Linked DNA regions of Homo sapiens: all the other regions are linked to region 3. The links are chromatin contacts, found by Hi-C or POLR2A ChIA-PET in ENCODE. All regions are on one chromosome and are shown on one strand. The core of a region is the stretch at or near the end of the contact, and the rest is flanking DNA. Distances in the headings are between cores, read along the strand shown. Region 1 holds the start of BRI3BP (BRI3 binding protein). Region 2 holds the start of MMAB (metabolism of cobalamin associated B). Region 3 holds the start of WSB2 (WD repeat and SOCS box containing 2).

The links. Hi-C counts contacts between places; a loop is a spot of excess contacts on that map. ChIA-PET counts read pairs that join two places held with the same protein, here RNA polymerase II (POLR2A). Pooled maps may share reads with other maps.
Region 1: a loop to region 3 is called in a pooled map, with 9 times the contacts of the local background. The contact joins the promoter of BRI3BP here to the promoter of WSB2 in region 3. A Hi-C loop is called at or near these places in 3 of 50 pooled maps.
Region 2: a map of CD8-positive, alpha-beta T cell shows a loop between it and region 3 (8-fold over the local background). The contact joins the promoter of MMAB here to the promoter of WSB2 in region 3. A Hi-C loop is called at or near these places in 1 of 168 maps with a recorded cell type or tissue (CD8-positive, alpha-beta T cell) and 6 of 50 pooled maps. POLR2A ChIA-PET finds 5 or more read pairs at or near these places in 1 of 52 experiments (A673).

What each region holds. Positions count from the first base shown.
Region 1 is chr12:124,992,309-124,995,927 of GRCh38, forward strand. BRI3BP (BRI3 binding protein) reads left to right here and starts at 1,337. Exons shown (of 3, transcript NM_080626.6): 1 at 1,337-1,695. The coding sequence starts at 1,483. RefSeq lists enhancers at 1-407, 2,127-2,216, 3,397-3,536 and silencers at 1,167-1,486, 1,507-1,556, 1,657-1,706, 1,717-1,966, 1,977-2,036.
Region 2 is chr12:109,572,254-109,574,753 of GRCh38, forward strand. It overlaps MMAB (metabolism of cobalamin associated B), which reads right to left and starts at 1,251. Exons shown (of 9, transcript NM_052845.4): 1 at 1,094-1,251. The coding sequence starts at 1,227. It overlaps MVK (mevalonate kinase), which reads left to right and starts at 1,541. Exons shown (of 11, transcript NM_000431.4): 1 at 1,541-1,620. RefSeq lists enhancers at 641-1,142, 1,143-1,642 and silencers at 1,402-1,531, 1,552-1,781.
Region 3 is chr12:118,059,874-118,063,571 of GRCh38, forward strand. WSB2 (WD repeat and SOCS box containing 2) reads right to left here and starts at 1,306. Exons shown (of 9, transcript NM_018639.5): 1 at 1,163-1,306. The coding sequence starts at 1,175. LOC124903030 (a long non-coding RNA gene) reads left to right here and starts at 1,587. Exons shown (of 2, transcript XR_007063479.1): 1 at 1,587-1,807. RefSeq lists a silencer at 716-765.

The DNA.
Region 1 (3,619 bases), core at 87-2,586, 6.9 Mb after region 3:
CCGCCTCGGCCTCCCAAAGTGCTGGGATTACAGGCGTGAGCCACGGCGCCTGGCCTCATTTTGTATTTTTAGTAGAGACGGAGGGATTTCTCCATGTTGGTCAAGCTGGTCTCGAACTCCCGACCTCAGGTCACCCGCCTCAGCCTCCCAAAGTGCTGGAATCACAGGCGTTAACCACCGCACCCGACCTACAAAAAAGTTTTTAAAAAGATAAACAATACAGGAAAAAATGTGCAAAGGATATGAATAGGTAATTCACAGAGAAGTAATTCAAATGGCCAATAAATCTATGAAAATCTTACTAGGAATCCAGAAAATGTAAATTCAAAAATAAGAGCATTTTGTATTCTTTGGATTGGCAAAAATTGAGTTTTATTTTCTTGGTTGTCTAAAAAAAATGTTGGTTAGACTTGATTTGTTTGATTTAGGATGCAAACAGGGTCCTTGCATTGCATGGGTTATTATGGCTCTTAAGTCTTTAAAACCAATTATCCTCCTCTTCGCTCACCTTTTATACCAATTATTTATTGAACAAACTGGGTCGTTTGTTTGGTAGAATGCCCCACATGCTGGAGTTGGTTGGTTGCTTCTGCTGCTTCTAAGTTTTCCTTATCTGCCATATTTCCTGTAAACTGTAGGTTTGATCTAGAGGCCCCATCAGGTTCATGCTCAACTTGTCTTGGCAAGAATCCATCGCAGGTGGCGCTGGTACTTCCTGGCACTAAGATCGATTGGCGGGACCGGGACTTCGCGGCTTAGCCCCTCCATTTTCAAGTTCCCCGCCAAACCCTCCCCTCTTGGTTGTACCCATTTCTGATGATCATCGCGTGAATCCATCATTCTATTGAGGGGTGCCAAATAATTTTCGGATTCTCTCATTCATCCTCATGTATTAGCTGGACTTTGTAAAAGAAAGTCCCTCCCCAACTATTTTGGGGCTCTGAAATACAGTTCATTCAGGAAGGGCAGGAGGATGCCTGATGCTTTCTTGTTATTTAAAATTTTCAGGATGAATGAGCTGATGCCCACGAGGGCGAATTTTGGGGTACCATTATAATACATTCAGGGAGATTACATATATGTCTATTTCATGTTTTTCAATCAGTTGCAGTCACTTTCCTGGTTGAAGCTGTTGCAAGTTTTACAGGCACGGGTTGCTTTTCCACGGATAAGTTAAAAAAGAGAATTTTTTTTTAAATGATGAGAAGCCGCACCGGGTCGGGGCAGGCTTCCGGGAGGCGGGCGCGGGGCCCCGGGGCCGGGTCGCGTTGGTCCCGCGCCGGGGGCGGGGCGCGGCGTGGGCTGGGCCGTGCGCCTTTGCGCGCGGGGCGGGGCAGGTGGCGCAGCAGCGGCGGCGGCGGCTGTGGGTAAAGGCGCGGCGCGCGGCCCCCGAGCGCGCCAACCTTGCCCTAGCCGGAGCCCGCTGCGGCCCAGCGCACGGCCCTCACCCCGCATCGCGACCCCGCGCCCCGCCGGCCGAGCATGGGCGCGCGCGCCTCAGGCGGGCCCCTGGCCCGGGCCGGGCTCCTGCTGCTGCTGCTGCTGCTGCTGCTGCTCGGGCTGCTGGCCCCGGGCGCGCAGGGGGCGCGGGGCCGCGGCGGCGCGGAGAAGAACAGCTACCGCCGCACGGTCAACACCTTCTCCCAGAGCGTCAGCAGCCTGTTCGGCGAGGACAACGTGCGCGCCGCTCAGAAGGTGGGCGCCGGGCCCGCGCCCGCGGTCACCTTGCCCCGGTCGCCACGCACCTGGCTACCGGGGCCGACCTGGGAGGAGCGCGGCCTCCGGGGCTGCCCGCCCGGCCAGCGCGCGGGAAGAGGGGGTCCGGCCTGCGCCTCGGGGCCTGCCGCCTGCGGCCCCCGCCGGGCCTGACCAGTGCGGGTCTGGGCGGCCGGGCCTCGGGGCGCCCTCTCCTCTGCGCCGCGCTTCTCCTTGGACCTTGCCTCCGCGGTCGGCGCAGCCAGAGTCTCTCCCGGCTGCGCTGACGCCTGCCGCGCGTCTCATTCATTCATTCACCGCGTTTGAATGGCTCCTACTGTGAGCCAGGCAGCACACTGGCGCTCTCGGTCCCCACGCGGCTGCGCCCTCCCCAGCTACCCCGGGTTTGTCCTAGCCTCGCATCCCGACCCACTTCCCCTGGGACCTTCTGCCCCACTCCTCCTCCTGCTTTGAAGATACTTGGAGTTGTTTTTACTTTACAGGAAAAGAAGGGAGCAATGCGATTTGCTCGGTGGCTTTGGGAAACCGAGCACCTACTGTGTGCGGGGCCTTTCGCGTGGAGCCTTTTGTTTAGTTTGGGGAGGTCCCGGATCCTGCAGCCTCCTGGGAAGGGTGTTGAGTCCCAGGAGGATCGCAGGGGGTTTTCCCCAATTCCTGCTCTCTGGAGCTAGGTGCGATAGGGGTGCCATTCCGGGCCGAAGTCCGCCGACTAGCTCTTGAGAAGGAGGAAGTTACTGGGGACAGTTGTGTGTGGTATTGCGGTTCCTTTGCTGTTCCCTGGGGAGGAGGGGGCTCTTGCTTGCCGCCAGCCTTCCTGGGGTTTTGGAGTCAGAGAAGTTTGGGTTCAAGTTGGAGCTCTACCAGTTGGATGACTTTGGGGAAGTGACTTCACTTCTTTGAGCTTGTTTCTTTATTTGTTAAATGGGGATAGTAATCATTCCCCTTCATTGCGAGGTTGTAATTATGACTAGTTGGTACCTTCCTGGCCCAGAATCATGGCTAAAAAGTTAAAGTTTTCTGCTCATTGAGAGGGAGTGGGGAATAGAAGGGAATATGAAGGCCGAAATCAGATTGACTGCATGTTCTTACTGGATAACATGAAAGGTTAATTTGTTAGGAAAACAGTAAGTTTTGACCTCCCTCTCCTGTGGGCAGGGGCACCTCTTGCACAGGTGGGTCTGTGTCTTCATACATGTAGGGGAGAGAACGCTTTGTAGGTGGCCAAAGAGGGGCAAGGAAGCAGGGCTGAACGCCTGAATGTGAAAAGGTTGCCCTGGAGTCTGGCGCGGGAAAGGATCAGGGGTGTGAGTGCAGGGAGTCTCACTTACTTCCTCTTGATGCCGTTTCGGAGCTATTTGAAGGCAGAAATCATTTGTTTTAGAGCAAAAATAAGCCTGTCTTTTTCACGCAGGGTGACCACAGGATCCCCATGTCTCAACTGACGGTGGTTCCATGTGACAATCTAAGGCCAACAAACATGAAATACGAGTGGTTATTTAAGACTTTTACTTAAATAAGACAATCTGTATTCTGGCAGAGCATCTCCGAATCTGGGGGTCAGAGCTCTTCCTGGGCTAAACCGGGGTTTGTGCCTTTAATAGAGATACTAATGATTACTAAGTGCTTTTGTAGATAGAATAATCTTATGTAATCCTTAGAATGACCCTGTGCAGTAGGTACTGTTACTGTTCCCATTTGACAGATGAGGAAACTGAGACACAGAGCAGTGAAGTGGCTGGTTTCAGGTCAGATGAGTGGCAGAGCCAGGATGTGAACCTAGGCAGAGTGGACATGGAGCCCACATTAGTATCTCTCGCCTGTTTTCCTGCTTCATGACCCCTTCCCTGTTCCCCGAGTCAGTACAGCATCCAGAGGCTGACCTGACTTCTTTCCTTTTTGTTTT
Region 2 (2,500 bases), core at 1-2,500, 8.5 Mb before region 3:
TATTATTTTGAGATGGGGTCTCACTCTGTCACCCAGGCTGAAATGCAGTTGCACGATCTAGGCTCACTGCAACCTCTGCCTCCCAGGCTCAAACAATCCTCCCACCTCAGCCTCCCGAGCAGCTGGGAGCACGGGTGTATACCACCACACCCAGCTAATTTTTTTTTTTTTTTTTTTTTGGTAGAGACGGGTTTCACCATGTTGCTCAGGCTGGTTTTGAACTCCTGAGCTCAAGCAATACTCCTGCCTCAAACTCCCAAAGTGTTGTGATTACAGGCGTGAGCCACCGTATCTGGCCTATGATTATTTTGTTCACAGACAGGGTCTTGCTCTGTTGCCTAAGCTGGAATGCAGTGCAGTGGCATGATCATAGCTCACTGCAGCCTTGAACTCCTGAGCTCAAGTGATCCTCTGCCTCAGCCTCCCAAGTAGCTAGGACTCTTAACTCTATCCTACCCAAATTTTTATCTTATACTCCACCAACTCAGGGCCTCTTGCAGGAAAAGAAACCTGAGCCACTTCCATAGTATGAGGCTTCGAGTGTACTCAGAGATGAAGAATTGCCAAAATACAGCTCAAAAAGTGGCATTTTCAAAAAACAATGTAAACAACTCAAGGACATAGCTCAAAATTAAAATGTGACATTACAAGCCCATTCGAAGGTTAATTTCCTGGATCTGTGAACTAAATTAATCCATTATTAATCCACGGTACTCTAGAGGTTCTGAGGTCTGGGTTGAGGTGCAAGTTTCAAGGAATATGAGGAAAGCCATCTTTAGAAGGTGCTGGTGTATCTGGGACCTGGGGAATAAACTGCTTTGGAGATTGGTCACAATCTGAGTCGAGAGCCCTCCTGGCCCACATGGGATATGCCCTGCCCTGCCCGATGATAGCGGGACTTCATTGGGACTTAGGCAAAGACTACCTGGTCTCTGGCGCCCACGTGGCCCACGTTGCCATGGTGACGTCAGAACAGCGTGGAGACGTCACCTGACGGTTGCCGCGGTGACCTCACGGCGGTGTGACGTACCCATGGCGACGACACCACGATTCACGGCAGGTGTTCGAGTTGCCCTTCCCGCCAGCCACTCACCTGTCCCCGTCTTCCACGCCCTGAGGGCCGCGGCTCTGGAAACGGGGATACAGGAGCCTGGCGGCGCCGAAGCACCCGCGCAGGCCAAGACGGCTCCCCAGGCCAAGACGGCTCCCCAGGCCGCACACAGCCATGAGCCAGGCTGCTTGACGGGACCTGACCCCGCCAGGTTCCCGTCCAGTCCGCGGGGTGACTCCACCCACAGCTGGCCGCGCCACCGCTCAGGTTTCAATTTTTATTGGTTCGCAGTTCTCACCCCAGGGCGGGACACTCCCAGGGACTTGTTTCCCATTGGTTTAACGGAAGGAGCGGGGCGGGAAAACCCGTGTCGGCTTGGCTGCAACACCTATTGACCAATGTTCAAGCCTATTGGTAAAGGTACTCCGGGCTCGCGCGCTCTGATTGGCTGGCCTGAAGTACAACGCCTCCTCCCCTTGAGGCACGGGCGCTCTGGGTTGTGGGAGTTGGGGAGCTGCTCCGGCTTCGGCGCGGAGGGGCGGCGGCCGGGGAGGCGGCGGCGGCGGCAGGTGAGAGGCCGGGGTCGGGCGGCCGGGCGGCGCGAGGTCCTAGACCCAGGACGACGCTGAGCCAGGCGTCCAGCTTCTGTGGCTCAGTTTACCCAGCTCTGAGAGTCTTGCCCCGAGGGATCGGCGACCTCAATCTGACAGTCGTGATTTTGAGCTTGACAAGCAAGGGGATTCCCCGCTCTGAGCCTCAGTTTTTCTAAGAAATGGGGATCACGATAGTACTTAGCTCATAGTACACCTGAATCTTAGCGTAAGGTAATCTACGTAAAGCCTTAAGCGGAGGATAATTTTGCGTTATGTATAAAAGTGTAAATTGCACACACCTATAGACCCTGCAAGCTCCTTTCTAGGACTCTGTCCTGCAGAAATACTCATTTAAGTGTGCAAAACGAGGCGTACTGGGTGTTTTCTGCAGCCTTGTTTATAATTGTGACACATTGGAAACAGCCTAAATGTCCAGCAAAGAGTTCTTTCTGCTCCATGATTTCATGTAATTTCTACCTTTAATAGTAGTAGTTGTAAAAGCTGAAACGAAGAACAGAGCCAGTAATAAGTAGCTCTCAGTAATTGAATGATTAGTAGGTGCCAGACACCGCCAAGTGTTTCCCTTGCGTTAATTTAACCTTCCTAACATCCACCGAGGTAGGTACGGTTATTTTCTCTCCATATAACGTGTGGGGAAACCGAGGTTCTTAGCCATTTAAGTGAGTTAACTAAGATGACATCACTGGGGAGTGGAAGAGCTGGCATTTGAACCCAGATCTGTTGGATGTGTCCAGTTGACTCCTGCATTGCCTTTCTGGTACGTAGCAAGTGCTGGACGGTAACTACCTTTTTTGTTATTATGATGGGCTTGAACTAGGTGTTCTAAGATCTCTTC
Region 3 (3,698 bases), core at 56-2,555:
GTCATTTCCTAAATTAAAAAGTAACACCACCCCAGGGAATACCCAGATTTCAACCTTCCCACCCACAGTAACAAGCCATCAGCAATCAGAACCCTCCAGACCAGGATGAAGCTTGAACTTGGCTGCAAGATTACCATGAAGTTCTGGAACAAATTCTGAGCCCTAGGCCTTGAACCTGCTCTGAAAATTTCTCCTAAGGAAATTACATTTAAACTCGGGTCCTTCAAGACCTGGGACTCCCGGAATCAATTCTAAATCTATCCCAAGTGGGGTTCCGAGGGAAGGTCGTTGGAGGGGAGAGGGCCAAGGCGTGCATGCGTCTTGGGGTTTTTTTCCCCTTGCATAAGAGACACACCTTTCCCACTGAGATTTTATGTTCATCTGGGCTGGCTTGAGGTATATCCAATATCCTCTGACTTCCACGCTGTCTTCTGATGGGGATGGCAGTTAACAAGAATAGAGGCAAGGTCCCCACCCATCAGTGTATCCTAAATTTGCCTGATCATACATGTCACCAGGGATCAGCGTCTCCAGTCCCGCCCCACCTCCACTGACTTAATCTCCAGTGGGAGAGGCTGGGAATAGATTGTTTCAATAGGGAACCCAGACCCCAGACCCCATTTTTACCGGGTCCCAGCCACCCTCCGAGGAAGGTACTAGGATTATCCCATTTTGCAGATCAAAACTGAGACGTGGGTGGCGGTGGTTCAGTGGCTTGTCCACTGTCACGATCACACAGCTTGTGAGGGACAGAGGTGACTCCCATCCAGACATGCAAGTGCGTCCCCTGGCACCTGGGTACCCAGGGGCACCCACCCCCTTGGGGATCTCCGTTTTAGGGCTTGGTGCCCCCCGCCCCGAGTCCCACCCGGGAGCCCCCTCTGTCCCGGTCGGGGGATCTCCTCCCGCAGAAGCCCGATCTTCCCGATCCTGTCGCCGGCGGGAGTCAGGGTGGCGGCCACTGACAACGAAAGTGAAACAAAGCTGGTCGCCGGGCGCGCACCCCCGCCGGCCCCGCGCGGACCTCCCAGGCCGGACGCCCCCGCCGCGTCCAGCCCCCGCCCCACCCCGCCCAGCCCGCCCCGGGGTCGCCTCCCCCCTCCCCGGGGAGAACGGGCCAGGGCCCCGCCGGGCGGGAACGGGCGCGCCCGGCCCCACTCACCTCCGGCCTCCATGGAGGACGCGAGCGGCCCCCGCGGCAGGCGGCGGGCGCCTCAGCCCCCCGGGCCGCGGGCCCTCATGCCGCCCCCGCGCCGCCCGCCCCGGCCAGGCCGCCGCCGCCGCCCGGAGAGGCCATCAGCTGCTTCCCGTCACATGGCGGTGGGCGCGGGCGGAGACGCGCGGGGGCGGGGCGCAGGGGAAACGGAGGGGGGGTGCGGACGGGATAAAAACGGTGGGGGGCAGCTGAGGGAAAAGATGGAAAATCGGGGAGGCGGTACGCTGACGGGATAAAAGCTGAGGGGTTGCTCAGGGGAAACGGGGGCGGGGAAGACGCGCGAACCAGATAAAAATGGGGCAGGGGTGGGGGGAGCTGAGCGGAAACGGGGTGGGGCGCGAACGGGATAAAACCCAGGGGTTGTGCGGGGTCCTGAGGGGAACCAGCGCCGGATAAAAACGGGGAAGGGAGGGAGGTGAACAGAGCTGAGGGAAACCGGGAAAAGGGGAGCGATAGAAACCGGAGTAGGGGAAGCCGGGCTCAGGGGAAAAGGGGGTGTTGGAGAGTGGTAGAGCCGGGCTGAGAGAAAAACCAAGCAGGGGAAGCGGCGATCCGGGGAGAACGGAGAGAGGGAGACCGAGGGCTGTGGGGGTAAGGGGAACCAAAGGGGCTGAAGCGAAATCGAGGGGAGGGGCAGGTGAAAATGGAGCCATGCGAAGGCCGATGAGGGGGGAAACGGGTAAAAATGGGGGCGGGAGAAATAGGTTGGAGGGAATACTGGCCGAGAAGAAACCTGGGGAGAGCTGGGCTTAGGGGAAAATGGGGAGGGGGTGGAAGGAAGGTGTAATAACCGGGTGCTGGGGAGGACGTAAGAATTGGGGGGTGCGGCGAGGGTCAAGGCTAGGGTAAAACAAGGGGGGCTACTCAATGGCTCCGGTAATGGGAGAGGGAAGTGAGGAGAACACGGGGCGGTGGGGAGAGGAGGGCAGGGTGAAAACCGGAGTGGGGGTGGGAACGAGATAAAAAACGGGGCAGGAGCGATTCGGAAGAAGACTGTCCCCTTACCTACCTACGGCGACAGCCTCGCCTGTCCCCGTCCCCCTGAGAAACCTGCTCTCCCTGTCTACCCGCATAGCCTCAAGAAATGGCTCGCTTGGGTCAGACGCCCCCTTTTTAACATTCCAGGGCCAGGGCAGGAGTCATCATGGAGGCTTTTCATGCCTGAAAGACCCCATTTCTTAGTTGTCCGGTCCCCAGTAGTATCAGTGGCTTGGGGATTTCTTACTGAGCTCAGCTCATTGTCCCCAAAATGCCTCCCCTTACCCCCAACTCGAGCGCTTCCCTTTCCTGCTTTGGGCCCAAGCTCTTCCCGCGGTTCTTGGTGTCAGCTTCATTCAAGTCACTCTCCCGCCTCTCATTCCTTTCTCCCCGCCTTTCTTCGCTTCCCTCCAAGTGCCCTCTCCATTTGCCGGTCACTGGTCCCAGAGCTCCGGATCGCAGTGGTTCCATTTTAAATTTCTTTGCTTCCTAACGCAACCTATGTTTTCTACGGTAACTGAGGTTCCCGTGTTCTTTTTCACCATGGTCTCTCCGTTTTAATGTTTCGGGTTTTTTTACCCAGGCCCCTGTTTTATGAGCCCTGGGTACGTCCTTCCTGTGTCCCGTTTGGCCTCCTGGGTTACACTCCTGTTCACCCCGCTTGGCCGGTTTTTTTTTTTCTTTTCTTTGAACCTGCCGGTTTCTCAGTCTCCCCCTTTTCCGCTGGCTACCTGTCCCTTTCTCGCCGCCCATGTTAACTTTAGCATGCCCCGTTCTCTCTCTTCATTTTCCACTGGGTATTTTTTATGTTTCCCAATTTTAAAAACGGCCCAGCGCACCCCTTTTTTTGGGACTCCACTTTTATCTCTGGCACCAGTGTCGGCCTCCTCCACCTCTGCTCCCATTTAATCGCTAATTTCCTGCCTCCTGAGGACCCCCGTTTTATTGTCCAGGCTCCCCCCTCCCATTTTTCTCTTCTCTAATTTTCTGAGTCTCCATTTTTTGTCTCCCAAATTCCTTCGATTCCTGGAGTCTTACAGGCCTCGTTTTTATGTACACGTCATGGAAAAGAATAAAAGGGTAAGGTCGCGGGGCGCGATGGCTCATGCCTGTAATCCCAGCACTTTGGGAGGCCAAGGCGGGCAGATCACCTGAGGTCAGGAGTTCGAGACCAGCCTGGCCGATATGGCCAAACCCAATCTCTACTAAAAATACAAAAATTAGCTGGGTGTGGTGGCGGGCACCTGTAAACCCGGCTACTCGGGAGACTGAGGCAGGAGAATCACTTGAACCCAGGAGGTGGAGGTTGCAGTGAGCTGAGATCTTGCCATTGCACACCAGCCTGGGTGATGGAGGCTCCGTCTGGAGGAAAAAAAAAAAAAAAAAACAAAAAAGGCGGGGCTGAGGTGAGAAGAATATTGTTACCAATTTTTAAAAAGCTAGTAAAAAAAATTTTTTTTGGCAAGTTCGTTTTTCCAAGTCTTTCAATTTACTAACCAGGTCT